Regions from separate parts of the Homo sapiens genome. Here region 1 is linked to region 2. The links are chromatin loops, found by intact Hi-C in ENCODE. Cell type or tissue: GM12878. All regions are shown on one strand. Links, peaks and the distances in the headings refer to the core of each region. The heading gives the core; the rest is flanking DNA. Region 1 overlaps FLG2 (filaggrin 2). Region 2 holds the start of LOC101927949 (a long non-coding RNA gene).

The links. Hi-C counts contacts between places; a loop is a spot of excess contacts. Peaks named below come from ENCODE experiments on the same cell type or tissue, not always from the same donor. Only the 100,000 strongest peaks of a DNase experiment are listed, where the experiment ranks them.
Region 1: it touches region 2 in a loop (3-fold over the local background); 25 of 110 quality-filtered maps call a loop at or near these places.

The regions. Positions count from the first base shown.
Region 1 is chr1:152,336,862-152,353,416 of GRCh38, reverse strand. It overlaps FLG2 (filaggrin 2), which reads left to right. Exons shown (of 3, transcript NM_001014342.3): 3 at 1-4,682. The coding sequence ends at 2,807. CCDST (cervical cancer associated DHX9 suppressive transcript) reads right to left here. Exons shown (of 8, transcript NR_186765.1): 6 at 15,328-15,428; 7 at 12,207-12,330. Among named protein-coding and RNA genes, the nearest start is that of FLG2, 15 kb to the left of the region's middle. In GM12878, for the core only: CTCF peaks have their summits at 4,759 and 6,090 (motif pointing right); a DNase peak (open chromatin) is centred at 6,126.
Region 2 is chr1:152,044,373-152,060,927 of GRCh38, reverse strand. LOC101927949 (a long non-coding RNA gene) reads left to right here and starts at 11,041. Exons shown (of 4, transcript XR_922147.2): 1 at 11,041-11,112; 2 at 12,494-12,655; 3 at 13,020-13,106; 4 at 13,191-13,639. RefSeq lists enhancers at 8,228-8,277, 7,830-8,386, 10,767-11,328, 12,515-12,834, 12,207-13,406. In GM12878, for the core only: a CTCF peak has its summit at 8,190 (motif pointing left); a DNase peak (open chromatin) is centred at 8,186.

The sequences.
Region 1 (16,555 bases), core at 4,637-7,136, 300 kb before region 2:
CAGGATCCACAGTTCATGGGAGACACGGAACTACTCATGGACAGACAGGAGATACCACTAGACATGCCCACTATCATCATGGAAAATCCACACAGAGAGGGTCCAGTACAACTGGAAGAAGGGGATCTGGCCACAGTGAGTCCAGTGACAGTGAAGTGCACTCAGGGGGCTCGCACACACATTCAGGACACACTCACGGCCAAAGTGGATCTCAACATGGAGAGTCAGAATCCATAATTCATGACAGACACAGAATTACTCATGGACAGACAGGAGATACCACTAGACATTCCTACTCTGGTCATGAACAAACCACACAGACAGGGTCCAGGACAACTGGAAGACAGAGAACTAGCCACAGTGAGTCCACTGACAGTGAAGTGCACTCAGGGGGCTCACACAGACCACACTCACGAGAACACACTTACGGCCAAGCCGGATCTCAACATGAAGAGCCAGAATTCACAGTTCATGAGAGACACGGAACTACTCATGGACAGATAGGAGATACCACTGGACATTCCCACTCTGGTCATGGACAGTCCACACAGAGAGGGTCCAGGACAACTGGAAGACAGAGATCTAGCCACAGTGAGTCCAGTGACAGTGAAGTGCACTCAGGGGTCTCACACACACATACAGGACACACTCATGGTCAAGCTGGATCTCAACATGGACAGTCAGAATCCATAGTTCCTGAGAGACATGGAACTACTCATGGACAGACAGGAGATACCACTAGACATGCCCACTATCATCATGGATTAACCACACAGACAGGGTCCAGGACTACTGGAAGAAGGGGATCTGGCCACAGTGAGTACAGTGACAGTGAAGGGTACTCAGGAGTCTCACATACACATTCAGGACACACTCATGGCCAAGCCAGATCTCAACATGGAGAGTCAGAATCCATAGTTCATGAGAGACATGGAACTATACATGGACAGACAGGCGATACCACCAGACATGCCCACTCTGGTCATGGACAGTCCACACAGACAGGGTCCAGGACCACTGGAAGAAGGTCATCTGGCCACAGTGAGTACAGTGACAGTGAAGGGCACTCAGGGTTCTCACAAAGACCACACTCACGAGGACACACTCACGGCCAGGCTGGATCTCAACATGGAGAGTCAGAATCCATAGTTGACGAGAGACATGGAACTACTCATGGACAGACAGGAGATACCAGTGGACATTCTCAATCTGGTCATGGACAGTCCACACAGTCAGGATCCAGTACAACTGGAAGAAGGAGATCTGGCCACAGTGAGTCCAGTGACAGTGAAGTGCACTCAGGGGGCTCACATACACATTCAGGACACACACACAGCCAAGCCAGGTCTCAACATGGAGAGTCAGAATCCACAGTTCACAAGAGACACCAAACTACTCATGGACAGACAGGAGATACCACTGAACATGGCCACCCTAGTCATGGACAAACCATACAGACAGGGTCCAGGACAACTGGAAGAAGGGGATCTGGCCACAGTGAGTACAGTGACAGTGAAGGGCCCTCAGGGGTCTCACACACACATTCAGGACACACTCACGGTCAAGCTGGATCTCACTATCCAGAGTCAGGATCCTCAGTTCATGAGAGACACGGAACTACTCATGGACAAACAGCAGATACCACTAGACATGGCCACTCTGGTCATGGACAGTCCACACAGAGAGGGTCCAGGACAACTGGAAGAAGGGCATCTGGCCACAGTGAGTACAGTGACAGTGAAGGGCACTCAGGGGTCTCACACACACATTCAGGACACGCTCATGGCCAAGCCGGATCTCAACATGGAGAGTCAGGATCCTCAGTTCATGAGAGACACGGAACTACTCATGGACAGACAGGAGATACCACTAGACATGCTCACTCTGGTCATGGACAGTCCACACAGAGAGGGTCAAGGACAGCTGGAAGAAGGGGATCTGGCCACAGTGAGTCCAGTGACAGTGAAGTGCACTCAGGGGTCTCACACACACATTCAGGACACACTTATGGCCAAGCCAGATCTCAACATGGAGAGTCAGGATCTGCCATTCACGGGAGACAGGGAACTATACATGGACAGACAGGAGATACCACTAGACATGGCCAGTCTGGTCATGGACAGTCCACACAGACAGGTTCCAGGACAACTGGAAGACAAAGATCTAGTCACAGTGAGTCCAGTGATAGTGAAGTGCACTCAGAGGCCTCACCCACACATTCAGGACACACTCACAGCCAAGCCGGATCTCGACATGGACAGTCAGGATCCTCAGGTCATGGGAGACAGGGAACTACTCATGGACAGACAGGAGATACCACTAGACATGCCCACTATGGTTATGGACAATCCACACAGAGAGGGTCCAGGACAACTGGAAGAAGGGGATCTGGCCACAGTGAGTCCAGTGACAGTGAAGTGCACTCATGGGGCTCACACACACATTCAGGACACATTCAGGGCCAAGCTGGATCTCAACAAAGACAGCCAGGATCCACAGTTCATGGGAGACTGGAAACTACTCATGGACAGACAGGAGATACCACTAGACATGGCCATTCTGGTTATGGACAATCCACACAGACAGGTTCCAGATCTAGTAGAGCAAGTCATTTTCAGTCACATAGTAGTGAAAGGCAAAGGCATGGATCAAGTCAGGTTTGGAAACATGGCAGCTATGGACCTGCAGAATATGACTATGGGCACACTGGGTATGGGCCTTCTGGTGGCAGCAGAAAAAGCATCAGTAATTCTCACCTTTCATGGTCAACAGACAGCACTGCAAACAAGCAACTGTCTAGACATTGACAGTTATTTTCTAGTTCTGACCTTATAGTATCCAAAGCAACTAAAAGAACAGGAAGACACAGTTTAAATCATGAACAGTCAATGGTAAGTTATGAACATTCAGTTGATTCTCAGTATCAGTCTCGACCTATTATTATAAGAAGTCAGGAATCTAGTCATGGACATTCTATAGTAACTCATAAACAGTCAAACAACACCTATGTTCAACCTGGATATAACACAGCCAGAAGGGAGGGATGTACACATAGCCAGTCAAATGACCACCTTGGATTTGGCCATGGACAATCCATATCAGTTCATGGCCATTCAAAATCTAGTTCAATCAGAAAACAGGAATCCCATACTGATAACAAAAAGCATTCAGAAGATTGGGAGAAAGACACTCATGAGCAATTAGGATCTAGGCATGGGAAGTTAGAGTTCAATACAATAGGTATACATGGATCTAGCCAGCAACATTTCGGAGATACAACTTTTCATGGGCAGGTAAGATCCAGCACAGGTTTTGCCAGATAGGTATTAAGTCATGGGCCATCAAGAGATGCCTAGGGTCAGTCTGGATTCAGTACCAATGAAAGACAAGTATACAGCCATGGCCAATCAAATGATAGTTATGAGTAGTCAAATGACAGCAAAAGTCAAAGATACATTTTCAGTCACTTTCTTGACAGCCAAGACCCTGCAGGAATTGAAGAGTATAGGTATAGATATTCATCAAGCAGTGCAACCATATGCAGTGGGGGAGACAAAGGCAAGAGTCAGAGTCAAGTCTGTCAGGAGGTATCAGAATATACGGTGAGGATGTGGGCAAAAAACAAAGAGGCTCTGAGGCCAGCGGTTACCATACAAAGGAAAGAACAGGCTCTGGTTCCTTCTGCTTAGATAGCAACACCCCACTCTATGAATATGTCCAAGAACAAAGGAGTTATTACTTTGAATAAGAAGCCAACATAAACTAGCCCAAGATAAGAACTAACCCAGAGAAGAAATGAGACACATACATGAAATTAAGGTATTTAACATGATCTCCTCTTTTGGTAGTAAGGGTATATGTCTGTTCTTTCATTTTAACTATAGTTCTGTACTATATTACTTTTGTTTGGTGCCAGGTGTTTTTGTAAGGCTCCACATTCATTGAACTCCTTGGTTAGAAAATAGTGAATGAGGCCGGGCGCGGTGGCTCACGCCTGTAATCCCAGCACTTTGGGAGGCCAAGATGGGTGGATCACGAAGTCAGGAGTTCGAGACCAGCCTGGCCAACATAGTGAAATCCCGTCTCTACTAAAAATACAAAAATTAGCTGGGTGCAGTAGCGGGCACCTGTAATCCTAGCTACTCAGGAGGCTGAGGCAGGAGAATTGGTTGAACCCGGGAGGCAGAGGTTGCAGTGAGCCGAGATCGCACCACTGCACTCCAGCCTGGGTGACTGAGCAAGACTCCACCTTGAAAAAAAGAAAGAAAGAAAATAGTGAATGGAAGAAAAAGATAAACACCATTTGGGGCTATATTCAGAACTATATAATAAAGAGAGATTTGTGTGGTTGGGAATAAAATTAGGTTTTAAAAAAATTTCCGAATTTCAAAATTTGGATTTTCCAGATTTTGTTTTAATTAATTATTGACAAACCTATCCAAGGAGCTAAATGACGTGGTTTAGGAGCCAAAACGTCTCTAGAAACATTATAACACATCCCATCCTGAACAAAGAATGTTGTCATAGTTTCCCACATGAATATTCAGAATATTTGCATCTTTTTGTGTCACTACTGGAATTCTGTACAATTATATTTAAATTTATTGTCATGGCCTTCTGGATATAGGATCCAGAAAATTGTACTTCATAAAAATTGGCAATAAACATTTCATCAAGTTATAGTTTCTCTTCTCTTTCATCTCCACAAACACATAGTTTCCTGCCATGGGATCAGATGCAGTTTTCTTCCACCTCCACACAGCTAGATGGCAGTGAAGCACTCAGGTACTAATAATAAGGACTCCAAAGAAGACAAAACTCAACCATATCTGATCTTTTCCTCAATCTAATCGCTGTCCAATGCTTCTGTAAAGCATTTACAGAAAGGCTTTATACTGATGAGTTGACCTCAGATGTTCTGGTTAATCATGATCATCACAGCAATTATTATCAAACATAATCCCAAGAAGCTACTTTCTAAGACAACCCAAGCTCTGGAAATAAGAATTATACACCATGGATTTTCTCTGTCAAAGATATTAATGGAAGAATCACTATCAATAGAAGCTAATTGGGTCCAGAGGTTTCCAGTAGAAGAAAAACAGTTAAAAATATATTATTCCTGCCTATAAGGAGAAAATACATGAATTTATTATGAATAGTGAGAGAAGTAATGATGAGTAGAAGAATTATGTACAAAATGCACTATCCTCAGTAGAAAGTTTACTACTATAAAACCCAAAGAAAATGTGCAGACTGTCAGAACTAGTAAGAACTTTAAAGATTACTTCCTTAATTTGGAAGTTAAAATAAAAAAGCCAAGCACACCGCATTTAATTAAAAGAGTGATAATTCTCACCATTAAATTTGGTGCTATCCAAATTTATCCTCTTTTCACTCAAAAATCAAGCTACTTTTCCTCCACCTTCACTTTTGGAATTCAAACTAAACTGAAATTCATCAGTGAGTGTTCAAAATCACAAGTCCCTATTAGAAGCAGAAGTTACATGAAAACAACAACAACAACAAACAGGCTCATTCTTCTGATTAGACTCAGAATATATCTATCTAATCTAGTTTTTAAATTGTAATATTAAGAAGGACTTGTACTTTATGAACTTTAAATCGTACTATGTAATCAACATAACACTAGTCTGTTAGTTTGCTAGTGAAAAAGCTACTGTTATACTATTAATGATACTCAGCAAAATTACTGTGTATATAGGAGTTAACGCTAGTAACCAATTCATACCAATCTATCTATCACCATTTATTCACTGAATATAAATACTAATTATCAAAGAACAATTAGAAATTTAAATTTGATATTTAATCTCTTTCTATTATAGATAAAGTAAGTCTATACCTATAATAAAAAGAGAAATCCATAGATTTTTATCCTACCTCTGCACAGCTAGATGGCAGTAAAGTAAATCTATGGATTTACTTTATTTACAATAGAAGAGATTAACTTGCTAATTGGAAGTGCTGCTATGACCAAGGTATAGGTTTCTGATTCTCAAGCCAAAGCTCTCTCTCGTGTCAGGGCGTCTGCACTCATTCCATACATCTGTAATTCCATATTCTACCGCTAGACGGCGGTGAAACACTCAGATACTAATGATGAGTCCAAAGAAGGTAAAACTCAACATCTGATCTTTCCCTCAATCTAATCACTGTCTAAAGCATTTACAAGAAAGAAAGGCTTTATTCTCTAAGTATACGTTTACAAATGTCTAAAGTTTCACTGGTATCCTGAATAAACGTTAATGTGCCTTTATTGTATGTGTGTGTAAATATGTATATGTGTATATATAAATATATAGGTTATGTACATAAATGACCCCCATAATCCCTTAACCACACCCATTTGAAATTTAAATGTAATATATTCCACATTGCTAAAACTCTCAATAATATGTTTTAATCAAATAGGGGGCAATTGTTCCTTATAAATTACACCAGAAGTATTAAATAACTCAAAAAGAGTTACACATCTCCCTTCTAAGATAAAAGGAAAGATAAAAATGAGACATCAGGTATGGTCTACAAAGAAAAAGTTCAAAACTGGGGTGCCCCCATGTGAAACCTCTGTGAACAGTTGAATTTCTTAGATGCTAGAAAGAGAAGTGTCATAGGTACATACCGTTAGATATTTCCCCTCTACTACCATCTGTGTGCTAGCAACCTGTAGGTAAAGCATTTCTGTGCCAAGAAATACCCAGTGATGTCAAACCATGGCTGAGACTGTCATGGAGAGTACATGGCACTGAAGAGGAACTCTGGGTGGCCAAAATGGGAGGAAAGAAAGATAAAATTCCTCTTCTTACAAACTTTCTAGATAAAGATGACCTTTGGATGAGGGAAATTGAAGGTCAGTTTGTAGCAGACACACTGCATGCACTTGCTGTTCTGTTAGAGTGTAATACATAGTCCCTGTGTTCCAAGAGTCCTTGATAACCAGAGAAGACTTTCTAATACTACATGCTGAGTACAACCTTTGTGGAGCACTCTAACACAATCAAAGGTGGGTATGTAAACTGTGGGGAAATGAGCAAGAAAAAGTAGAAAATCTTTAAAAAGTAAAGATTGAGGCAATTCTGGATTTGGTTGGAAATTAATCAAGCGAGCAGACAGAAGCTTCCTCTCTAATAATGATTTGACACAATTAAAAGGCCACTAACTCAGGCTTTGAAACTGGTTTTAAGCAACATCTTACTGAATCTTTGGAAAACATGGTAAGTGAAAGTGAGTGAAACTCTCCTTAAAAGTGCATAGAATTACCAGTAGAAGTTCACAAGTATATTTTTTGCATTATAAAGCCATCTAACACAAAGAAGTATGAAATTTGCAAGGAAAAACATGTTCATTTTCTAAAGATTGTTTAGATATGTTAAGTTGTCTCATATTATTCTTTTCATTTCCCCACAATGTACAATTAATAAAAATCTTATGTTGTCTTACTTTCTACAAATAAAGTGCAGTAATTAGGAAAAGGATGAAATGGAGGAACAGCCTCTGGTTCCAAATCACTTAGATGTGTTTCTGGCTTTACCACTTTCTCTAGAATTAAAGTTTTAAGAATTGGCAGGTTATCCGTTTTTAATTAGAACATAGAAATGAAGGGTGGGAGAGGCAGTTTCCTATACTGAGGCTATTAGAGAAGAGGAAATATAGAGAGACCCTAAAATTCACAAATAGGGTGATCTGCTTTGGCTACAAGAACAAAATTTAAGGAGCTCAAGAACTTACATACAAGTACAGACAGATTATCCCTAGCTTAAAGTCATTACTTCAAGATTCCTCTGAGGCTGATTAAGAAACAACAACAAACAAAAAAATCTGTATCAAATCTACTGGTTGCTGCTTTCTAAAACTTGGTACAAAATATTCAATATTTGTGTTATTTATTCCACTCTGGATTAAAAAAAGAAAATTAAAATTTACTGAATGCCTACTCACTATGTTTCAGACACTTGCTCTAAAACAACCTTGCAAGTAAAAAATTAACCATACCTTACAGACAAAATTGAGGATCATGGAGGTTAAAAAAAAATCCTAACAGAGAATACACATCAAATGTTACTTTCCCTCACTTTCTTTCCTCTAAAAATCACTTTATGCTTCCTCTTTTAGAATCAATAGACTAGATAGGTAGATCGATGATAGGTGATAGAGATAGATAGATGACAGATAGACTAATAGATAGATAATAGACTTCAAATATATTTTTAAAATTTTTAAATGTTAAAATATTCTCCATACCTCACTCAGTAGTATCATTCTTTATTTTTTGTCAAGAGGGCTTTAATAGGACAGTAGTTCAACCCTTCTTCTTCCTTAAATTCTCAAGATGACATTTTGTCAGCTCTGATGTTGTTTGTTGCCTTGCTAGGCTAGCTGAATGTCTTAAAAACCAATCAACCAGTAAACAAATAAAATCATGTCTCATCCAAACTAATTTTTTTCAGGTAGCATTAAAAAATGTATTAGAGCCTGCAATTGTTTCCATTTGGTGCAATTTCAGAGGCTAGACAAGGGTTATGTTTTCTCCCAAAGTGTACCACATAGGCTCTAGATTTGAATATTTGCAGATTAGGGGAATACCCAATAGGCTTCATTTTCCAGCAACATTACTAGTTCCTACTGCCAGTTCCTACTGCTCTTTTCTTTACAATACTTGCCCCATTCTTCCTAATACCTTTCCTGACTAGTTTTGTCAGGGCTGAAAGAACAGATGGTTGAGCTCCACCTATGTGTGACCAAACATTCATATTTCTACAGCTCTCCTGCAACATATAATCCAAGAATGTGGGCTAGGCTGATTAGTAATCTCTCTATGATTATTTTAATGACAGAATCCAGATGATGCAGATAATATGGGTGTTGTCAGTGCAACATTAGGGTCACTCTTTCACTCATCTATTCATTGGAGGGAAGTTAATAACAACTTAAATGACAGATAATGTACTTGATACTGAAATTAGAAATAGAAGACATTGTCCCTGTTCCTTTCTTTATATGTTCATCAAGGAGACCAACATATGAGAAAACAACAGATATGAATGCTGTGGCAAGTACTATAATAGACATGATCAAATAAGACATAATCAAGGAACTATTATTGATCACGTCAATTATAGCACTTGCCACAGTATGATCAGTATGCGAAACTGCCTCTCCCACACTTCATTTCTATGTTCTAATTAAGAACTGAAAATTTGCCAATTCTGTTTAATTCTAGAAAAATTTGGTAAAGCCAGAAACACATCTAAGTAATTTGGAACCAGAGGGTGATCCTCTGTTTTCAGTAAAGTGATCAACTAACCCTGATTAAAGGTGAAGAAAGGATTCAGAGAAATCTTAAGGAAAGAGGAGAATTTGCAGTGGGTCTCCAGAGATGGTCAGGAGTTATTCAGGTTTATCTGAGGAGACTAACTACTCCAGGCTTTTGTTAAGTGTACGTAAAGTCTTAAAGTAAGAAAGACCATAGTGAGCTCAGGGAACCTGAAAATAATCCAGCATAGCTAAGACATAGGTTGTATGTGGAAGCATAGCAAGAAATGATGTTGGAGTAATAGGCATGGGAAGACTGTAAAATGAAAATAAAGATAAGTTTCTTTGGAATCTTTTGTAGCAAGTTAAATATGAATAAAAATTAAGATACTATGGAAAATTGTTAACTTTTTATTTAAAATTGCATAAATGGTATGATTCCATTGTGTTAAATAAATTTTGTCTAACTCTCCATCCAGCTGCATACAAAGAAATCTGAAATAATGTTTTCCAGAAGTTAACACTGATTATTTCTATATGATGGAATCCGTGATGATTTGTTGCTGTCTTCTATTACAATTTTCTGTATTGCTTGACTATTTTATAATTAAGGAGCATTCATTCTTTCAAATTTAAAAAGTCACTAAAATAAAATATAAACGAACGCATATGTTTACACTCACACAAAGTATAGACAGAGAGACTTCGGAGCAAAAGAACATGATCCAGATAGACAAAGAATAATTCCTGCTCCAGGGAACTGGGAAAACAAGGTCATTCAGGCAAACAAAGAGAGGTCAGATCAAGAAGAAATGTGTCGTCAAAGTCATACAATAGAGCGAGACTTAAGCTTAGGTTATTCTGCTGGAAGGAGGCAAAGTGTTAACACGATCAGAGAGTACAGTTAAAAAGAAGATCTAACTGGGGTGGAGATCCAAGCATTTTTATGAAAAACTCCCAAATGGAATTATTTTGTGTGGCAGATCTCCAAGCTTTGGTCAGCATTTCTGGCATATAGGATCAGTTTTCTATTATGAATTTGGCTCTTGTCAGCCTTCTAGCTAAAAAATATGATTGCAAAAAAGTCCATTTCACTTAGAGAAAAAAGTTAAAAGTTATTCATAAAAACAAGAGATTGAGCATGATGACAATGTCCAGGATGAAGGTAAACCATAGTTTTCTCCGTATTTTTTATCCATTTAATGAACAATTATTTCTACAGAGAAGTAATTCTCAGTAGAATCAGCAGAAGTGATTCTTGAGGATTTCTGCCTCAAGTCCCCTTTTTGCTCTTAAAAATTACTGAGAAACATGAAGAGCTTTTGTTTATGGGGATTATGTCTACCAATATTTTCCATATTAGAAACTAAAACTGAGAAGTTTTTAAAGTATTTATTCATTTAACAAGTCCATTACATATTAACATACCATATTTTTATTAAAATGTAACTATTTTTAGAAAACAATTAATGAGAAGAGTGGCATTGTTTTACACTTTTGAAAATCTCATTGATGTCTAGCTTAATAGAAGACAACTGGATTATAGTACCTAGTTCTGCCTTCCAGCTGTTGTGACATCACACATCTAGAAAACTCTACTGGATACTTGTAAGAGAATGAAAATTAAAAAGACAAATAATATCTTAGTATTATGATGAAAGTAGTTTTTACTTCACATGCACCCCAAGACTACATATTGAGAACCATGGCTATAGAAAATTCTAGTAAGACCTTTAAAAAGTGTAACTCTATTATTTTTTGCAAGGTCTTTAATAAGCATTCTAGGCCTTGGACCCTCTAGGTGAGAAAAAAAGATAAAAAGTGAGGAATATGAGGCCAAATTTTGGAAGAAACTAACATTGATTGAATGCCTATCATTTTCCAGGTTTTGGACAAAGCTGAGTTTCTACTGGTTTTCTCAGAACTCAAAGAATTTTCCAGCCTTAATCACTGACTATTTCAAAGTTTATCACCTTCCTCCAATGAGCTAAAAAAATCACAGGCCTAGCCTACTGGCTTAGGGATTTAAACTTGCTGTTGTAACACCAATAAATTCCACCTCAGCTCTTTTTTTAAAAAATTATCTGTTGTTTGTTTACTCTGTGCCAGACAGTGGTAAAGGGCTTTACATGAATTATTCCATTTAATAATCATATTAACTTTGGTAATCAAATATATATTTTATAGTTGATGAAACTTGATAACTGTTTTTTGTTTTGTGTTTAGGAGTTTGATAAATGGAAAGAGAAACAGGACAGGGCAAAAAAAGAGCCTCAAGCCTCAAGGATTACTTTTAACAGAAGTTCACAGCTGAAAGGTCACTGAAGATCATCTAGGTCAATGGCTCTTAACCTTTTGCTGTTTTCTTGTTCCGGAACTATTTGAGCATCCCTCTCCTAAATGCCCTTCCCCTCAAAAAAATGCGGAGACCCACTTACAAATGTTTCCTTATAATTTCAGGGACTTTACAGACCTTTCAAAGTACACTCATAGATATTGCCAGGTTAGGAACCCCATGATATTCCCTTTATATTTCATCTGAAAAAAGTGAATTCCAGTGTCACACAACCAATAGATGTCAACTGTTAATCAGAACAACACTGCATACCATATCCCAGACCAGGGCTTTTCCTACCACCTCATGTTGTCTTTTGGAAATAGAACCAAAGGGAAATGGGTTAGTGTAGGTGTAGCGGAAGTTAAAGGAGGACTTAATATGAGAGCCCATCTTTTTAAGTGTTATCAATGTTTTTTCTTATTTTTTAATATAGACACGTTACATAAACATGCACCAGGTATGGTGGCTCAGAGGCCATGGCAGAAGGATTCCTTGAGGGCAGGAGTTTGAGACCAGTCTGGGCAATGAAGTGAGAACCTGTCTATACACACACAAAAAAATAAAAAAATTAGCTGGGTTTGGTGGACTGTACCTGTTGTCCCAGCTACTTGGGAGGCTGAGGTGGGAGAAGCACTTGAGCCCAGAAGTTGAAGGCTGCAGTGAGCTATGATGGTGCCACTGTTCTCCAGCTTGGGCAACAGAGTGAGACCCAGTCTCTAAATACAAACAAACAGACATGCAAGCCTGCTAGTAAAATAAGCCAATATATTACTGTAAATAAATAAAATTGTCATCAAAACTATTCTCCTATTAATTATATGCATGAAAATTACTGAACACATCATTATTAGTTCATACCATGCATTCATTCAACAAAAACATGCCGCAAATAAAAAACGTTTTAAAAATTGATTTTAATTATGAAATGATACAGAAATATATTCTTCCTTTGAAAAATTAGAATATTTGTAGATATATGCTACAGCCTCCTCTGACCTTCATCCCAAATCCAATAACTTCTTTTCTGTACCCAGGAATAATCACTGAGGAATAGGGCTTGATTCTTTCCAGAAAACTTAAAGATATTTTTATAGACATGTGTGTACACACAGAAAACACCTAACATTTAGTGTACATTTTTAAGTGGTATGTTTAAGTGAGAATGCAGATATCTCTTCAACACCAATTTTAATTCCTTTGGCTATACACTCAGAAGTGAAGTTGATGGCTCATATTGTAATTCCATTTTTTTTTAAAGACCCCCATACATTTTCCAAACTGACTCAGACAACTGGTCATCTTAACATGCTGTATTTCACAATTTATTCAGATTTTCTTTTATATCCTTTTGTAAGTTTTTTTCCTATAAAAGTATTTCACTTTTTCATTAGGTTTATTTGGGGGTTTATTTTTGTTGTTAATACAAATGGAATTTTTCTATCATATTTTTGAATTGGTGATTTCTATTGTATAGGAAGCTGTGAACGTATTCATTCTGATTGTGTATTTGACTATCTTGCTGCACTCTTATTATCTTTGAATGTTTGTCAATTAATTTTGGGGGGTTCATTTTGTCTGAAACTGATGAACAAATTATCTTTCTTTCAACATTGATTCCACATTTCTAAATTATTTATTGCGGTAAGATACACATAATATAAAATTTATCATTTTAATCATTCTTGGTGTACCATTAAGTAGCATTAGTACATACATATTGTTGTGTAACAGTCAAAACCTTCCATTTCCAGAAATTTTACATCTTCCCAAGCTGAAACTCTGTATCCATTCAACAATAATCCTCCATTCTCCCTTTCCATCAGCAGCCATCATTTTCTTTTCTGTTTCAATGAATTTGACTACTCTAGGTACCTTATCTAAGTGAAGTCATACAACATTTGTCCTTTTGTGTCTGGCTTCTTTTGCTTGGCATAATTTCTTCAAGACCCAACTGTGTTGTAGCATGTATTGGAATGCCATTCCTTTTTAAGGTTGGATAATATTTCATTGTATGTAAATACCACATTTTGTTTATCCATTAACAAAACGGACATTTAGGCTGTTTCCACCTTTTGGCTATTGTCGATAACACTGCTATGAACGTGGGTCAAAAAGTATCTGTCCAAATCCCTGCTTTCAATTGTTTTGGATAACTACCCAGAAGTGGAATTGCTACCTCATTTCTTATTGATTAGGACTATCTAAATATTAGTACTCATAGTAGGCATCCTTGTCTTCTTTCTGACTTCAATGACATTGTTCTAATGTTTCAGTATTTGAAGTAGAGTATAATGTTTGCTATAGATTTCTGTTAGATAGCCAATATCAGATTAAGAAAGTTCCCTTCTATTCCTAATTTGCTGAAAAGTTCTACTACAAATGAGTTTAAAATTTTATCAAATGTCTTGTTCAATCTACTGAAAGGATTATATGTTTTTTTCACTTATTTTTAAATGATATTAATTGATTTTCAAAAGTTAAACAGATCTTGGAATCTTTTGGTAAACTCTATTTGGGAAATAAATTTGGGACACTCCTGGAATTGATATGCTAATATTTTATTAGGATATTTGCATTCTGTGTTCATAAGTGAAATTAATCTATAGTTTTATGTTCTTGGGCTTTCACTATCTAATTTTTGTACCTGACAAAATTGGTTGGGAAATTTTCATTCTTTTCTGTGCACTGGAATAGTTCATGCAAAATGTGGATTTCTTAAAGGTTTGGTAGATCTAGCTAAAACTAGTGGGTGGGCCTCCTGACTTTGGAGTTTGAAACAGTCAGTCTTTCATGGTTGAAAATAGAAAGTCAGATATAGATTCCTTGGCAATTGACATTTTCTTACTAACTTATCCATTTTGTGTTGATTTCAACATTACTGGTACTTAGTTGTTTATAATATTCAATTTTTTCAGCTTTTTGAAGGGATAACTGACAATAATATTCTATTTTTAAATCATTAGTTTATCTGTAGTTATTTTTGTTACTTTTTACTGCTCTTTAACCCTTTGCAAAAGGTTGCAAAATATATTATGCCTTTAATTACCAAAACACTTTACCTTTAATTCTATTTTAATCTGCTGTTAACTGCATTAGTGTTTGCCTGCCATATCTTTTACATCCTTCTCTTTTAATCTTTACTTTGTCATTTGTTTTAGGTGTGTTTTTAATAAACAATATATAGTCAAATATGGGTTGTTTATTTATTTAATTGGAGTTTATCTGTTAATAGAAAAAATCAGCCAATCATTGCCTTTAAAAAAAATTTAAACAACCTATAGAAAAGGCAAAGTATGAAACAGGATGGCAGAAATACTATGTTAGTTAAATGAACATAATTAAAATAACATAATTTCAAAAATGTAAATAGCCTAAACTAATGAAATAACAGAGACATTTATAGTTGATAAAAACTACAAAAAAGATTCAACATGTTGTCTACAAAATACATGCTTAATAATTATATACATATTATATATAATTACATATATAATCATATATAATTAATTCAGATTGATAACAGGATGCAAAAACTATTAAAAATCACATAACCTATCTTTAAAATTTGTCACATTAATATACTAAAAAAATTAAAATAACATGTTCATCTCAATGCAGGAAATACATTTGACAAATCTCAATGCATATCAAAGATAAAAACTCATACTAGAAATAAATGGAAATTTATTAATATATCAAAAAATACAGTATACCTTATAATTAATGAAGAAATCTTAGAGGCATTCCCTTCAGAAACAAAATCAGGAGCAATATCATTATTAGTGTTTGCCATAGTGGGGTGCCCTGCCCTATGCTATAAGGAAAGAAAGAGAAATAAATACATTGGTAGAAAAAAAAAAAGAAAACAAATGACATTATTTGCAGGTAAGATAATATGACTCTCTAGCTAGAAAAAAGCACCTAATCAACAAAGTATTACAACTAATAAGATAATTCAGCAAGTTTATCAGAAACAATCAAGTTACAAAAATTAAAAGCACTTTTCTCTCCAACAATAACCAATTACAAAATGTATTTAAAAATAAGATATCATTCAGAACAGCAACAAAAAATGTTAAATAACTAGAAAATAATGACAACATATAATACTTCCATGGAGAAAATTTTTAAATCTAATAAATGACATAGAAGATTATCTGAATAAATGGAGTGACATTCCATATCTTGGGGGAGATGACTTAATATTATAAACATGTCAGTTCATATTAATCTATACATTCAACACAATCACAAATACTTCAAAATATTTGTGTTGAATTTCTTGAGAAGTTCAATAACCTCAAGTTTTTATGGAAGAATAAAGATCCACGAACAGGTAAGTCAACATTTCAAGAAAAAGGCAAAGAATGGGTACTTGCCCTTCCAAGTATTAAGACATACTACACAGTCAAGTAATAATAACAATGTGATATTATTGCAATGACAAAAAGATCAGTGAAACATGATAAGGAGCTTAGAAATTAAGTATGTTTATATGGGAACTTAATATATAGTAAAGTGGGTACCATATATCAATGGGAAAAGGGCAGATTAATAGAAGGAGTTGCAAACCTGGCTCATGCCATAGATAAAAACAAAATTGGATATTTACCTAAAGTCACATACAAAGATAGACTGCAAATGAAATAAATATCTGAATGTGAAGCTTAAAACAACAAAGTAAAGAGAAGAAAATATGGGAAAATACCTTAGTAATCTCAGCACAGGAAAGAACATTGTAGATAGAACTTTACAGGCACACATAATACAAAACTAGTGATGACTTTTATTACATCATAATTAAAGATTTCTGTTCAGTGAAAGACACCACGAACAAAGTTAACAGAGAGAAGACACATTGAAATTATTTGCAGTGTCTAAAAATAACAATGTACTAACGTCTAGAACATACAATGAACTTCTTAAAGTAAAAAAGAAAAT
Region 2 (16,555 bases), core at 7,178-9,677:
CAAGACATGAACAACAAGCATCTAGAGATGATGAGAAATATCCGGTGAGAGACCTGAGCCCTCAACCCAGGAATGAAGGGAGATTTTATTTTAGCCAACAGAGATTAGCTCTAACTGAAAGTGAGAGACATCAAGTGACTGATGAAAGCCTAGAATCAAGGGATAATGAGAAAAGTCAAGTTAGAGAGCAGAGACCAGTTCCAAGGCCATATGAAAGATTCCAACATAGAGACCAGATCTCCAGATCAAGGGATGAAAGAAGACAAGTGAGAGACCTGAGCCCTGAGCCCAGAAATAATGGGGAACATCAAATTAGGGAGGAGAGACCAGAACCCAGGTATGATAGGAGGAGTCAAGGTAGAAAGCAGAGACCAGATCCAAGATGTGATGAGAGAAGTCAAGTTAGAGAGCAGAGATCAGCTCCAAGGCAATATGAAAGGTTCCACCATAGAGACAAGATCTCCACACAAAAGGGTGATGAGAGAAGACAAGAGGGAGACCTAAGCCCTGAACCTGAGAACCATGGGAGATGTCATGTGAGAGACCTGGGCCAAGAACTCAATAATGATGGGAAATGCTAGGTTCAACAGAAACAAGGTCTAACACAAAATCAGAGACACCAAGTGAGAGAGAGAACCCCAGCACCAAGGAATGATGGATAAGTCAGATGAGAGACCTGAGCCCAGGAATGATGGAAACAGACACCAAGTTAGGGGACAGAGACCAGCTGAAGGAGAATATCGAGGATTCCAGCATACAGACCAGATCCCCTCAACAAGGGAAAGGGAGAGATGCCAAATGAGAGACCTAAGTCCTAATACCAGGAACGATGTGAGATACCAACTGAGAGACATGAGACCAGAACCCAGAAGTGATGACAAAAGTCCTGTTAGGGAGCAGAGACCAGCTGCAAGACAATATGAGAGATCCCAACATAGGGTCCAGAAGCTCACACCAAGGGGTGATGAGAGAAGCCAAGTGAGAGACCCGAATCCTGATCCCAGCAATTATGCGGAACACCAAATTAAAGAGCAGAAACCAAATCCCAGGTATGATGGGAGAAGTCGGGTTAGAGAACAGAGACCAGCTCCAAGGTAAAATGAAAAATTCCAACATAGAGACTAGATCTCCACACCAAGGGATGATAGAAGAAGCCAAGTGAGAGACCTGAGTCCTGAACCTGAGATTGATAGGAGATGCCATATGACAGACCTGAGCCTAGAACTCGATAATGACGGGGAACACCACATTCAAAATCAAATACCAGCTCCAACAGAAAATCAGGGGTGCCAAGTGAGATCTCAAATCCCAGCACCAAAGGAATGATGGGAGAAAACAAGTGAGAGACCTGAGCCCTGGACTCAGGAATGATGGAGGACACCAAATTAGAGAGCAGAGAACAACTACAAGAGAATATGAAGGATTCCAACATAGAGACCAGATCTTTGCACTAAGAGATGTTGAGAGAAGACAAGTGGGAGATCTGAGCCTCGAGTCCAGGAATGATAGGAGATATCAAGTGAGAGACATGAGACCAGAACCCAGGCATGATGAAAGAAACCAAGAGAGATCTGAGGCCAGACTCTAGGAATTATGGAAGACACCAGGTAACAGACATGAGACCAGAACCAAGGTATGATGAAAGACAAGAGGTTAGAGAGCAAAAACCACCTTCTAAAAAGGATGAGGGTCATCTTAGGGGCAAAAATGAGAGAAACTCTGGAAAAGGCATATCTGTGAGAGAATTTGACCATGAAACAAAAGAGCAGCTGTGGAGAGAAAAAGATCAAAAGTATTTCCCCAAGCAGGAGGAAGCTGAGCTTAGAGATTTAGATCCTTAGGAATTAGCATCCACCAGAAAAATTGGGCCAATAACTTGTGAGGTATACTTTTTTCCCAAGAAGAAAGGTAACTGGTTATGCTATTGTCTTCATGATCCATCTGAAACAACAAATACAGAAAATAGGCTCAATTATACAGGTTTGGAGATGTGTAAGAATCACAAGAATGGGCAAGTTATTGCTGCTACCTAATTTGGGATCCAGAAGAAGACTATGTATACCAGGATGAGGAAGGAACATAGGAAGATTATGCTCACGACCAGCAGGATGATGTCTATCATATTTGGAAATCTAACAAGCACACTAGATCCTCTGAGGATGAGTTCTAAAGTGATATCCAGATGCTACAAAAAATTTTCACCTCCCCAGTTGGCTGAGCTGATTGTCTTAGGCATTCTTGGCTTTTTCTTCCTCCATAAACCTCAGACTCTATCTATCACAGGTCCAATTCTTCAACTTTTGGTTTCTGGGACTCTAACAGTTTTTAGGAATGGCTTATGGTGAAAAGAAAAATTAAATGTTGTGTAATATCCTTCAGTAACCTGTGATTTTAATATCAATAAACTATAACTCTCTCTAGGCTCTTCTGAAAGACATTTCAAATTGTAAAGCCAAATTATAAACCTTATAAAAAGTACAAGAAATAGTTACTAAGCATTAATTTCCCCTTGGTCTTCTTCTAGTCTCAGATTGAAAACTGAGATAAAGCATCATTGTCATGGCCTCTAGAATGAGGCTTATCTTTCACTCATAAAACACATATTTTTATCCGTCCATTCAATAATATTCATATTCACATTTACCTATTGGAGCCCACAAAAAGCAAAAACAAGTCCTGGTTTGTGCTTCTGTGAAAGATACCTCTAAAACAAAATCTCTCCAGTTAAAAGTCAAAGGAGGGACAAAATAGATTGCACAAATGCAAGCAAACAAATACAGCAGAGGTTGCAATATTAAGATCTAACCAATAGAATTCAACATAAAAGCAATAAGTGAATCCATTCTTATTATCAAACAGTACAATCCACCAGAAAGATAAAACTTAAAACTGTCATTCAATCATTCTACAGCTATTTATTGAGCAACTATTATGTGTCAGGCACTATCCTAGGTGTTGAGGATAAGCTACAAACAGGACAAAGCCTTCCCACCATGGAGTTTACAGTTAGGGGGACAGTAATGTGTCAAACATGCCCAACAATCTGGGATCCAAATGAAAAGAAAACCAAGCTAGAAATACAAGGAGAGACTCACAGAAAAACAATAGAAGAGGGGACATATGTCTCCATCTTTAGCAGGAACATAAAATAAGTTCATAGAAAATTTGTTTAAAATTGTCATGAAGAACATGGGCTTTGTGGGCAAACCAACCCAGCTTGGATTTGTGGCTCCATGACACTCCTTTTATGAGGCTGGGCACGAAATCATTTTAAATACTAGTTTCCTCATCTGTAAATGGAAGTGATAAAAATAATATTACCTACTGAGATAATGCATTAAATGCTTCATACAATGCCTACCATACAGAAAGATAACTCTAAATATATGTTAGCTAATATCTTTTTAAATATTTTTATGTAATATATATGAACTCTATTCACTTTAGAAAACACACATATTTTTAAGTAGCATGAAAGATTCTAAAAACTGATCATGACACAATTAAAACTTCAATAAATTCCAAAAAGCATGCCGGGCATGGTGGCACACGCCTGTAATCCCAGCACTTTGGGAGGCTGAGGTGGGCAGATCACTTGAGGCCAGGAGTTTGAGACCAGCCTGGCCAACATAGTAAAACCCCGTCCCTATTAAAAATACAAAAATTAGCCAAGATCACACCACTGAATGCCAGCCTAAGTAGTGGAGCAAGACTTCATCTCAAAAACAAACAACAACAATTTTTTTAATTCCAAAAGCATACATAATGCAAGTAACATGTTTGATAATAATGCAATAAAACTAGAAATTAATAATAGATGAATATATCAAAAATACTTGAAATTTTTAAAACACTCCTAAATAACTCAAGTTTAAAAAGAAAGCAAAACTGCAAAAAAGACTGCATTTTTTAAATAACAATTAAAAGTCACTAAATATTAAAGTCTAGAGCTGCAGCCTTAAACACTTTATTTACTAAACAAGAGGGAGTAAATAAGGAATAAACTAAGTATTCAATTCAATAAGTTAGAAAACTAAGACACAAAACAGACCTAAGAAAAGCAGGAAAATGGAGTATTAGTTAGCTTTTGGAAAGAAGGAAATCTGGCTGGGCTCAGTGGCTCACACCTGTAATCCCAGCAATTTGGGAGGCTGAGGCAGGAGGATCACTTGAGGCCAAGAATCTGAGACCAGCCTGGGCAACATAGGAAGACCCTGTCTCTATATAAATAAATAAGAAAAGAAGGAAATCCTGCCATTTGCAACAACATGGATACAGCTAGAGAACATTACAAATACTGTGTGATTCCACCTATCTGAAGTATCTAAAATAATCAAACTCACAGAGGCAGAGAATAGAATGACGGTTGCCAGGGGCTGGGAAGAGGAAAAAATGAGGAATTATTTTCAATGTGTATGAAGTCTCTGTTATGCAAGATAAGTAAGTTCTACAGATCTAGGTAAAATATAGTACTTATAGTGAACAATATGGTATTGTACACTTTAAAATACATTAAAAGAACATTTCTCATGTTAAGTGTTCTTACCAAAAATAAAACACAAAAGAAAGCAAGGAAATTTTTGGAGGTGATGGATATGTTCAGTGTGGTTGTGGTGATGGTAATCACGGTGTATGCATATGTCCAAACTCATCAAGATGTACACATTAAATATGTGTGTTTTTAATATGCCAATTATACTTCAATAAAATTTGTTTAAAAGAAAAGCAGGAAAAAGAAGATTTTTTTTAAGTAGAAATTCAAGAACTAGAAAACAAGATATTGTGGCCAAGTCGTTAAGGCAATGGACTAAAACACAGAATAGCCATGGAATCGATGAACAAGCCAAAGAACTCAAGACATTTAATAAACAATTGAAATAATTAACAAAGAGGAAAAGACTAGCTAGTTAGATAGATAAGTAGGTAGATATAGATGATAGATAGACAGATAGATAGATAGATACATAGATACATAGATAGATACATAGATAGATGTCTATATATCTACAGATAGACACATAGATACCAAAAACATTTAGCTATAGGTACAGAAGAATAGACTTGTAAAAATTATTCTTAGAAAGATAGAACAAACACAAGGAAAGAAAAAGTCTGGGGGGAAATGGATGATTTTTTTAGAAAAATTAATTCAAAAGAAGTATAATCATAACCAATTTTAAAAAATTGTCAAATAACTACCCTCTTACCCTTTAAGCAAGACAGTTTCACAGGTGAATGTTTTCAAACATCCACGGAACAAATCATTCCTACACTATTTAAACCACATCAAAGAATACAAATGTCAAGAAAGATTTACAGTTTTTTCCAAAGGTAGCACAGCCCTAACATCAAAATTCCAAAGCTCCCCAAAACTATAGATCAGTCCTACATATAAAGATAGATGAAAACCCCTGAACAAAATACCCAAGAGCAGTTTTTCTTTTCACTTGGATTCCATGAGCAAACACTCCATGCTACCACATATGGTTCATTTCAGAAAACCCCAGTTCTCTAAAAGAAACCCATTCATGCAACTCATTCTGAACTTAGCAGAGGAGAAAGCCTGTGCAATTATCTCTATGGAGACATGGAATTTTAAAAACACGTTATATGTTTTAATTTAAAATTATGAAAGCACCAGGTGTGGCAGCTCACACCTCTAATCCTAACACTTTGCGAGGCCAAAGCAAGCAGATGGCTTGAGCCCAGGAGTTTGAGAACAACCTGGGCAACATGGTGGAAATCTGTCTCTACAAAAAGTACAAAATTTAGCTGGGCATGCTGGCACGAACCTGTGGTTCTAGCTACTCAGGAGGCTGAGGTGGGAAGATTACCTGAGCCTGGGAAGGTCGAGGCTGCAGTGAGCCATGGTCGCACCACTGCACTCTAGCCTGGGCAACAGAGTGAGACCCTGTCTCAAAAATAAATAAATAAAATTATGAAAAGAGAACTCTACCTAAAATCAACAATGGTAAAACATAGCACTAATTTTAAAATTAAGAAATTTCCTTCATTCCACAAATATTTATGCAGCACCTACCATGTGGCAGACAATGGCAGGGCACAGGATACACAATGATGAAAGAAACAGCTTTGCAGCTCACAGACTAGTGAGGATTGCCATTAAGATTATAAACTATAAGAGTTATGCAGGAAAAGAGTGGGCACTATAAAACAGAAAAACAAGGAGAACAAAATTCAGACTGGAAAAGGGGATAAGAGAAAGCCTGTCTGAGGATGTAATATAAGAACAAGGATATGCTCCGTATCCACAGGATTTTTCACTAATGCTGAAAGAACAGAAAAGAAATAAATTAGGTACACAAATTAGAAAGGAAGAGGCAAAATGGTCATTGTTTAAGACACCAGTATTTCTACCTAGGGCATCTAAGAGAATTGACTGAAAAGGTATGAGATCCACAAAGTTTAGTAACAGGTAGTTATAGAACAAACTTCCCTCAGAAAAGTAACTTTCTTATATATCCATAAAAACCTAATAACTAATATCAGGGAAAGATTCTGCTTATCACAATAGTAACAACAACAATATAATATGCCCTTAGGAGTAATTAATGTGAAATGTGCCTCTGATATAAAACTGGTTTGAAGAACATAAAGGAAACCTGATTTATGTTTCCTTGTTCTGTTCACAGAGCCACCTTCTTCTTTGATGGGAGAATTCACCATCATAAGGATATCAGTTATCCCCTTATTGGTCTATACCTTGAACAGGAACTGTATAGAAATGAAGTGTTTGGAACTGTATAAAAATGATTCTAAAATTTATCAGGAAGACTACATAGGCAAGAGTAGTCGGGACAATTTGGGGAAAGGTGTCAATAAAAGGGCTCATCCTATTGTATATTAAAAGTATCCTAAGCTAAAGTCATTAACATACTGTGATACCGGTGGTAATAGGAACGAGAGGAAAAGTCAGTGGAACAATTAAAAGGCCAGAAACATATCCAAGTCCAGCTGTGAGAATTTAGTATTTAATGAAGGAAATATTTCCAAATCTGGAGGCTCACTCTTTGCAGAAGCTTGGCTGGAAAAGAAGCGGGAGACCCCACACAGCTAAACAGAGTCAGGGTAGGGGGAAGGCTGGCGGGCTGGCTTAGGGCTATTTGGTGAGAAGAATGCAATACAGAGCAGAAAGCGGAAGATGCAGGAAACCAAGAGGATCATTGACGAATGAAGAATGAGGAGCTAGGTGGGAGGGCGTGGGGTCCAAGGCCCCGGGGAGGAGCAGGTCCCCTCTGCAGTGGGAGAGGGAGTGCAGATGGCGAAGGTGCGGACAAGGTTGGATAAATGTGCTGCGCAGGGGCAGGGAAGAGCTGGAGGAGTCGGCGCCTAACAGCTGTCTTCCCTGTGGTAGAGCAAACAAGGCCATCTGCCGAGAGACGGAGCAGTGAGGAACATGCTGAATCCTGAGGAGAAAAACACCCGAGTCGCCCTGAGACTTGAAACCACACTGGATGGCAGCTTTATTCCCCCCTCACCCAGCCCTCTCATGCCTCCATCTGAGGACAAGCCCAGCTTCAGACTTTTTAAGTCTCCTCCAAGTTACATGTGTGACAACGGAGTAAAATATATCAACCTGCATTGAACAGAACCCAAGAATAAGAATCTATTCTATGTCCGTCATTGCAATAATCTTCTGTAGAAGCTGAGGGAATGACATTAAACCTCAACTCGTTGAAGGAGTTTCTGGGGGTTTGGGGTTGGTTTAGTTTGGTTTTTGAAACAGGGTCTTGCTCTGTCGCCCAGGCTGGAGAGTAGTGGTGCTCTCTAGGCTCACTGCAGCCTCCACCAGGGCTCAAGGAATTCTCACACCTCAGCCTCCCGAGTAGCTGGGACCACTGTCACCCACCACCACCCCTGGCCAGGAGTTTCTAAAACACAAGATCACTTCAGGTGCGATCTTGTTCTCTCCTGTATTGCAGGAGAGTTGCAAGCATTCGTTCCGTAGATATCGTTACTCTAGCTAATGTATCCTAACTTCTGTCCCTGTCCGTGCTATGCAAACCTTTTCCCAGATGCTCCACGAAATCTGTCTTCACCAGGCCCAGCCAGCTCACCTGCCATGTAAGTAGCCACTCAATTCCTCATTAGTAGCCATCCGGAAAGAACCCGGTGTTGAAGATGTGCGGCCCTCAGAACTTCTTTTTCATGGCTTGTGCGCCACCTGGTGGTGACTGACTGCAATGTCTCATGTAGACCCCGCATTAGGCAACAGGGAGTGGAGAAGAAACCTCACTTCACCGCCCTGGCCTGGACTGATGGTGAGGGGAAAACACAAGGTCTTGGAATTTCTTTATTTTTTTTTTAATTGAGGCAGGATCTCACTGCGTTGGCCAGGCTGGTCTTGAGTTCCTAGGCTCAGGCGATCCTCTTGCCTTGGCCTCCTAAAGTGTTGGGATTACAGACATGAGCCACCACACCTAGCCGCTTCTTGGAATTTCAAATAGACAGGAGATTCTGTCATTCTCATGTTCATCTGTAACTTAGATTTTAAGGCAAAGAATGCTGCACAATCCCCGAACTCAGTTCCTTTGGGGATACAGGGTGGTGTTCCTACTGCATTGTTAGATTGTAAAATTGTAAGAGGCATCATCAATTAAAAAGAAGCAGTTGAGGGCAGGGGGTGACTATTACGTTAAATGAACACTTCAATTTTAAGACACGCCTGGATTTCAGAAATGGTAAAACATATGAATAAATGGGTATTAGAATATGGCTTTCATCTGTGAAATCTGGATAGGAGTGCAGTGTCTGCTACATGTTTATTTCAGCATCAATGATTCTATATTATAGCTAGCTTTGGTGAGCAACTATTTCAAAAATCGCTACCCAGAGGAGTCCTGCCAGCCATCCTGCTGAAAAAAAAAACAGAAAGACCAAGAGAGAAACTGTAAGAATAGGCTGGGCGTGGTGCCTCACACTTGTAATCCCAACACTTTGAGAGGCTGAAGTGGGAGAATCACTTGAGCCCAGGAATTCAAGACCAGCTTGGGCAACATAGTAAGATCTCATCTCTACAAATAATAATAATAATAAATTAGCCAGGCATGGTGGTGCACACCTGTAGTCTCAGCTACTCAGGAAGTGGTGGAATCGCTTGAGTCCAGGAGGTCAAGTTTGCAGTGAGCCATTATCGTGCCGCTGCACTTCAGGCTGAGAAACAAAGCGAGACCCCCATCTCAAAAAAGCTGTAAAAATAATTTGACCTTCCATTAATGGAGTTGTGCAGAGCCGACAGTTGGCAGTTCATTTGCTAGCGACCAAGATTGTAGACTGAGAATGGGCTACCAACTCCAGCCTTTGCTGAGCGGGAACCCACGAGCCAAGAATGAATGCCCCTCCCCACCCCTCCCCTGCCACAGGCACAGGCTCAGGCGTGTGCTTAAGAAAGGAGGAAATGTTACTATAATAACAAACTGTCTCTTCTTACAGAGTAGGACTGCCCAGAAAAATGTCTTGACATGAGTTCAGGGTGGAGGGTGACACCCAGAGGACTCACACAAGCAGTGAAAGATGACTGATAAACTGCTAGTCATGGGAAGAGAGGAATCTGGGTTGCTGGACAGGGGAGGAAAAAAAATAAGGAGGAGTCCACAGGTGGTGGAAGGCTGTGTGAGGTGTGATGTGACCCTGCCCAAGACTCCCAAGTCTTTAACACACACACATACATACATATTTGCATGGTTTTTTTTTGGTGGGAATCTAAGAGAAGAGGCTTAATTACCCATGTCAAGCAGGCAGATAGACCTCACTGGAAGGAGACAGCCGTGAGAATGTGAACCCTGGGGACCCACTGAGATCACCCAGAAGGACTTGGAACTTCTATTGGCATGGATTTAGTGTGGGGATGATTCACATTAATTTATTTACTCTTGAGAGCCAGAGAATCTCTGGATCACACATGGGTGATATATAGCATGGGCTTTTGCAAACTCTCATCCCCCTTTGACTTGACACCTTTAAGCCAAAACTGACCTGCCCATGGATCAAGCACTCAACAGCACTGCTGATACTAATTGACAGATATGGCTGGGACCTTCCTCCCTGCTTTCATCCTATTCCAGTTCCTCCTGTCTGTTGGCCCTCAGTTTGATCTCCTTGTTCCAAACACATTTCTGCCTCTTTGATCTGGTGTGGTATTTTCCCCAGCTCTGACTCCAGTAGTCCCCTATACCAACTGAAGCTCAACCCTCTGATCCATTCTCTAAAGGCCTAGTGTAGCTAAAACCACCTTACCCTGAGGGGGCTCTAACTCCCAAAGCCCCCATGAAGTGGAGCAGGGAGTTGTGACCCTATAAAGTACTATTCTATCAGTCATACCAAAGAGCCTCACCATGGGCTCTGGTGACCACCTCCCTCATAATCCCCTGTTGGTTAGTGAGAATTATTAACATGCAGACTCTTGACCTCCTGAATCAGAGTCTCTGAGTGTGGTGTCCAGGGACCTGAACTGTTAACAAGCTCCCAAGGTGAGACTTGTGCACACTAAAGTTTGACAACCACTACCCTAAACAAGCATGATATTTTTTAATGTTGACACTTGCACAGTGAGGTACGGGATGCTCTTGGTCAATTTAACACTCTGATAAAATAGATTCCAATTACACCATGAAACCATTAAAAATGACAAGACAGAAGAATATTTAATGACATAAAAAGGTATTTATAACAAATAGTTATGTTAAAATAATCAAGTCTTATCCCACTTTAGAGTAAAATCTGAATGTTTATATGCACATAGAATGCAAGTCAGGAAGAACGTAGCTGGAAAATTAACCTGCATAATAAAATTGTCGGTGCTTTATTTTTTTTTTCTATCTACATTTTCTACATTTTTGCAACATGTACACAAGTACATGTGCATATTGTAATGTCCACGGGAGCGAGACTTTGTTTTACCGCTGTTGTTGTTATTGTTTTCCGTTTACTGCAGCACTTTATTTTTCCTTATATTACAACGTGTTGCTGAGGCTTCATGATCTCACATAACAGTAAAAACCAAAATCTGTTCTCATGTTTAGTTGTGCAACAGGAAGAACTGCATCACAGAATATTTTGCAAGAACCTGAATCATCCCATTTGGCTAAAAAGGTATGATATTATTCTTCATCTCTTATAATGTTTATGCACTAAAATTTGCTTGATAACAGTTTATAAGTGGACTAATGCTAAAGACAGGTGTGTGTAACAGGGTGATTAGAAAAAAATAGATAACACAGACATAAAAGCATTCACTGGATCGGCCATTTTAATTAATATTTGTAAATCCACAAATGAAATATTTCGCAATTATGGAACAAAGAAGGTGGTCATCATCTCTTTAACAAAATTATAAGCCATCAAAGTTTTTTAAAGTATTGCATTTGAACAACGCAGATGCAAGAAGAAACAGAAGCAATGCTGAACTAGAACCTATTACAGGTGTATTTGAAATCTGGAGTCAGCTATTTACAAAATGGATATGTGCCAGGTTCATGCATGACAGTTGATGAGCAGTTAACTGCATCAAAATACACACACACACACACACACACACAAAATAAGCAAATATGTGTGTAGCTTCAAATCTAGGAAAATATGGAGTAAAAATTTGGGTTTGCTATATCTAAATTCTTATTATTTCTTTTTTTATTTTCTTTCTTTGGTTTTTTTTTTTTTTTTTTTTTTTTTGAGATGGAGTCTTGCTCTGTCTTCCAGGCTGGAATGCAGTGGCGTGACCTCAGCACACTGCAACCTCCACCTTCTAAGTTCAAGCGATTCTCCTGCCTCTGCCTCCTGAGTAGCTGGGATTACAGACGTGTACCACCATGCCTACCTAATTTTTGTATTTTTAGTAGAGCTGGGATTTCACCATGTTGGCCAGGCTGGTCTTGAACTCCTGACCTCAAGTGATATACCCACTTCAGCATCCCAAATTTCTGGGATTACAGGCGTGAGCCACCACACCCAGCCTATTATTTCTAATACAGTTTTTTTTTTGTTTTTTTTTTTACTATTCTTACTTCTACAAGTTATTTACAAGATGAATCAAAAGATAGATGATAGATAAATAGACAGATACAGATAGATAATTAAAAGCGTCCATTGGACCTAAATGGTAAAAGGTGATTATTTTTCCTGGTATTCTGAGGGTTAAGGCCTCACATGATTCCTGTAACTCTACAAGTTACTTATTAGTTGAGTAAACCTGAAAGAGATTAAGAATTCGGTGGCCTTTGTGAGGCACTGCCCCACCCTGCCCACCAGGCTCTGCCGCTCCATGGCAACTCCAGCCAGCTCCTCCCTCCCCCTGCCACCAGCTGGTGAAGTCACCAGAACTGCCACCCTCGGGCATTGTGGGGCAATGAAGGTGGGTGGAGGGAATGAGGCACCACAACAGTATTTCCCTCTAGCAGCTCCTGGGACTGGGTTTTCTGGCATTTCTATCTCCCCCAAATATCTGTAACAGGCGGTGTTCATATCTCTAAATCAGAGTTCTGGCTGCTGAGGTAGCAGGACTGAGACCGGGGCTGGACCCTGACTGAGACCCAGGAGCCAGCAGCCTCTAGCCACTCCAGTCACAGGCACAGCCCAGGGACCCACCGCCACGCCCTCCTGCAAGATAAAGGAAGCAGCAACTCAGACATCAGGGTGGGTGAGTCACTTCCTGGGCCGTGGCTCAGGGCCTCCACTCTGCTCCAGGCCTAAAACGCCCTTTCTGCTCAGATCACAAAAACCACTCGTTTCCTGTCCACAGCTAGATTTCTTTACTGGCCAGCCTGGCTTGGAGGGAGGTGCAGAGCAGCCAGTCTTAGAGAGGGTACGTCAGGACTCCTCCCTACTCCCACACAGGCGACCAGATCCCGAGGCTGCAGGCAGAGTGTGCCTTTCTGCTGCCCAGCGCCCCCACAGGCCCAGCAGCACACACTGTGATCTTCAACCTGCTTTATTTGTTTCAAGTTTGCCGTTTAAAAGGCAACTTGCTCTAGAAGGGCATTTGCTTTCCTCTCTTCCTCTAGACACACCCACCAAAACACAAGGAGAGGCCCTGAAAAGTAACTGGAAAGTCACAGACCGTTCTGGCAAGTGGAGTTGATGAGAAACAGGTAATTCCTGCTCGTGGGGCTGACTGGTTTTCTGCTTTGGCTCCCAATCAAGAGGTGACTAAACACAGAGGGGAATTTTACCAGGCCCCAGAGACTCGGATTGGAGCGAGAGAGTTCCATGGGCTCAGCTGGGAAATGAGGCACAAGGAGCCAGCCCCAGAACAGAGACCCCTCCAAAGCCAACAGCTCCAGAACCGCCTCTTGCCACAACATTCAATGCCCTGGCTTTGATGTTTTGTGTCTCTTGCTGACTCACAAACTTGGGAGGTAACTGGCTTTCCCTATCAAAAATTACTAACCCTTGAGGGGCAATTTCGCGATAGCTGTCAACATTTTCAATGTTCATAATCTGGACACCATTGATTCTGCCTACTTTCAGGGGTTTTTCCTCAGATATGCCCAGACATACACAGGATTTCTGGATCATTGATTAGGGAAAAAATGATGCCATCTAATTGTCTTTCATCAAGAACCCACTATTTGGCTGGGTGCAGTGGCTCACACCTGTAATCCCAGCACTTTAAGAGGCTGAGGCGGGCGGATCACTTGAGCTCAGGAATTTGAGACCAGCCTGGACAACATGGGGAAACCCTGTCTCTACTAAAAATACAAAAAATTAGCCAGGTATTGTGGCACACACCTATGGTCTCAGCTACTCGTAGGCTGAGATGGGAGGATCACTTGAGCCTAGGAGGCAGAGGTTGCAGTGACCCGAGATCGTGCCACTGCACTCCAGCCTAGGTGAGAGAGTGAGACCCCACCTCAAAAAAAAAAAAAACCTACTATTAGATATTTGATATTCCACCTGTATTATAGAATACTATGTAGTCGTTAAGAAGGTAGAGGCTGAGCACAGTGGCTCCCGCCTGTAATCCCAGCACTTTGGGAGGCTGAGGCGGACGGATCACAAGGCCAGGAGATCGAGACCATCCTGGCCAACGTGGTGAAACTCTGTCTCTATTAAAAATACAAAGAAAATAAGCTGGGCGTGGTGACACACGCCTGTAGTCCAAGCTACTCAGCAGTCTGAGGCAGGAGAATCGCTTGAACCCGGGAAGTGGAGGTTGCAGTGAGCTGAGATCATGCCACTACACTCCAGCGCGATACTCCAGAGCGATACTCCGTCTCAAAAAAAAAAAAAGGAAGAAGAAGAAAGTAGAAAGATATGCACTGGTATACAGATCACTAAGTGAAAACAAAGCAAGTGGCAGATGAGTGTATACAGTGTGACTCCATACTGTGTACATACTCAAACAAAACAACAGTCTTTTAACAACAGAGACACTTTCTGAGAAATTTTGTCATTGTGGAAACATCATAGAAACCTAAATAGTATAGCCTACTACACGCCCAGGCTATATAGTATAGTCTGTGGCTCCTAGGCTCCAAAGCTGTGCAGCATGTGACTGTACTGAATACTGTAGGCAATTATAACACAATGGTAGGTATTTGTGTATCTAAACATAGAAAGGTACAGTAAAAATATGGTATAAAAGATTAAAAATGCTATACCTGGCATCACATGGCATCAGCTGGACTAGCTCCCCTGAGGCTGGAGGATCCACTTCCAAGATAGCTCACTCATGTGGCTGTCACTTTGGTGCTGGCTCTTGATTCTCTTCTACTTGAGCTTCCTCACAGCATGGTGGATGGCTTCCATGAGTGAGTGTCCCAAGGGAGAACCAGGGAGACATCATCTCACCTTTTAACATCAAGTCTGAGAAATCATGTAGCATTATTTCTGAAACAGTCACAAGCCTACCTAGGTTCAAGGGGGAAAAATATAGAACCTACCTTTTGATAGAAAGAGTGTGAAGGTCACTTTGTAAGAGCGTGTGGGAGGCAGATATTGTTTTGCCCATTTGGGGAAAATACAATCTACCAAGCTCCCACCCCAAACAATTCATCTTAGCTAATTAAGGTAATTTCATCCCTTTGGCCAACAATTGGTTCAGGGCTAGGCAGGACTGAACAGTTTTGGGCAGTGAGACTCAAGAGAAGCTTGCTCAGGGTTTTTGAGAAAAAGAAGTTTCTCCCACTTGAACAAGGAAATACATGCTCCTTATGTGCCACCTGCTTCTGGTGGCCATCCTATGATTACAAGGGAAATGTGGATCACGGGATAAAAAGACTGAAGAGCCTTGTCCCTGATGACATCACTAAGATGCTGAATCAATCAGCCCTGGAGACTGCTCTGTCCTGGGACCTACTTTTATGGAGAAAATAAATAATAATTTTATGAATACTGAACCCTATTTGAGTCAAGTTTCTATCCCTTTCATCCAAAATCTCCTTAACTTACCCAGTTTCTTCCTAACATTCTTAACATTGCTGAGCTAACCTGCCCATCCTCAGGCCTTCCAAGAGCAGGAGGTGAGGTATGGGAGCCAGGGAAAGGTGAAACTAGAGGAAGTCTTATCGCACAAAAATGATAAACCATCTAAAAAGACCACAAGAACCTTTGAATTCTTCATTTGTCACATGAAAGTCCTCATGCCTGGTACTAACCCATCATGTCCTTGCCCTACACCCAAAGTATGAATAAGAAGAAGGTCGTTAAATGCCCTCTAGAAGGTGGGTGGTGCCACTAACAAAAGGTAGGATGGAGATGCTGGAGCCTGTCGTTAATGAGCTGACAGCCTAACAGAAAAAAAAAAAAAGGCTATAATTCAAGATTCACTGTATTACACATCAAAAGAAAAGTACAGATACAGTGCTATGTATCAATGAAGGATATCAATGAAGAGACAGATGTTTTTAGTTGGAAGAGATGACTGAAAGCCCCACGAGAAGATGCTTTTTGAGTTGAGTCTTCATAGAGCTAGAATTTGGATATAAGAAGATGGGGAGAACATTCCAGATGGAAGGAAGGAATCACAAGAACAAAAACCAATATATGGGAAACTGTGAGATTCCTAAAGGCTGGAAGATATTCAAAATGTGACCCAGCACTGGCCAATTAGAACAGTTACCAGTCTGCAAGGCTGAAGAAAGTCCTAGAGACCCTCTGTCAAGCCATGCATTAACCCTTATGTTACCTGGTTATGGGAATTGGGTGGACCAGGAGAGGGACTGGAGTGGCTGGAGCTTCAGGTGGGTGGCACTCAGGGGTTTAAGCAAGAGGCTATTTAGCAAGTGATAGAGAAGAATTTCAATATTTTAACAACCAGCGTGTGGCACCAGTTCTTACTAGTGAGAACCGGCTAAAAAAATCAACCCTGCCTACAGGAAACAGTGAAAAGTTCCACTTCACTAGAGTTCACAGTGAATGAAAGGAAATAATGAAAAAATAGCTGGAATTAGGCCACGAAGGAGTTTGAATTCCAAGATGAAGAATTTGGACAAAAAAATTAAGCAATACAGATCCACTGAGAATATTTTGATGACACATTCAGATCACAATGGATTGAACATGGATCTGACATGGTGTGGCTTCCTCAGAGTAGAAA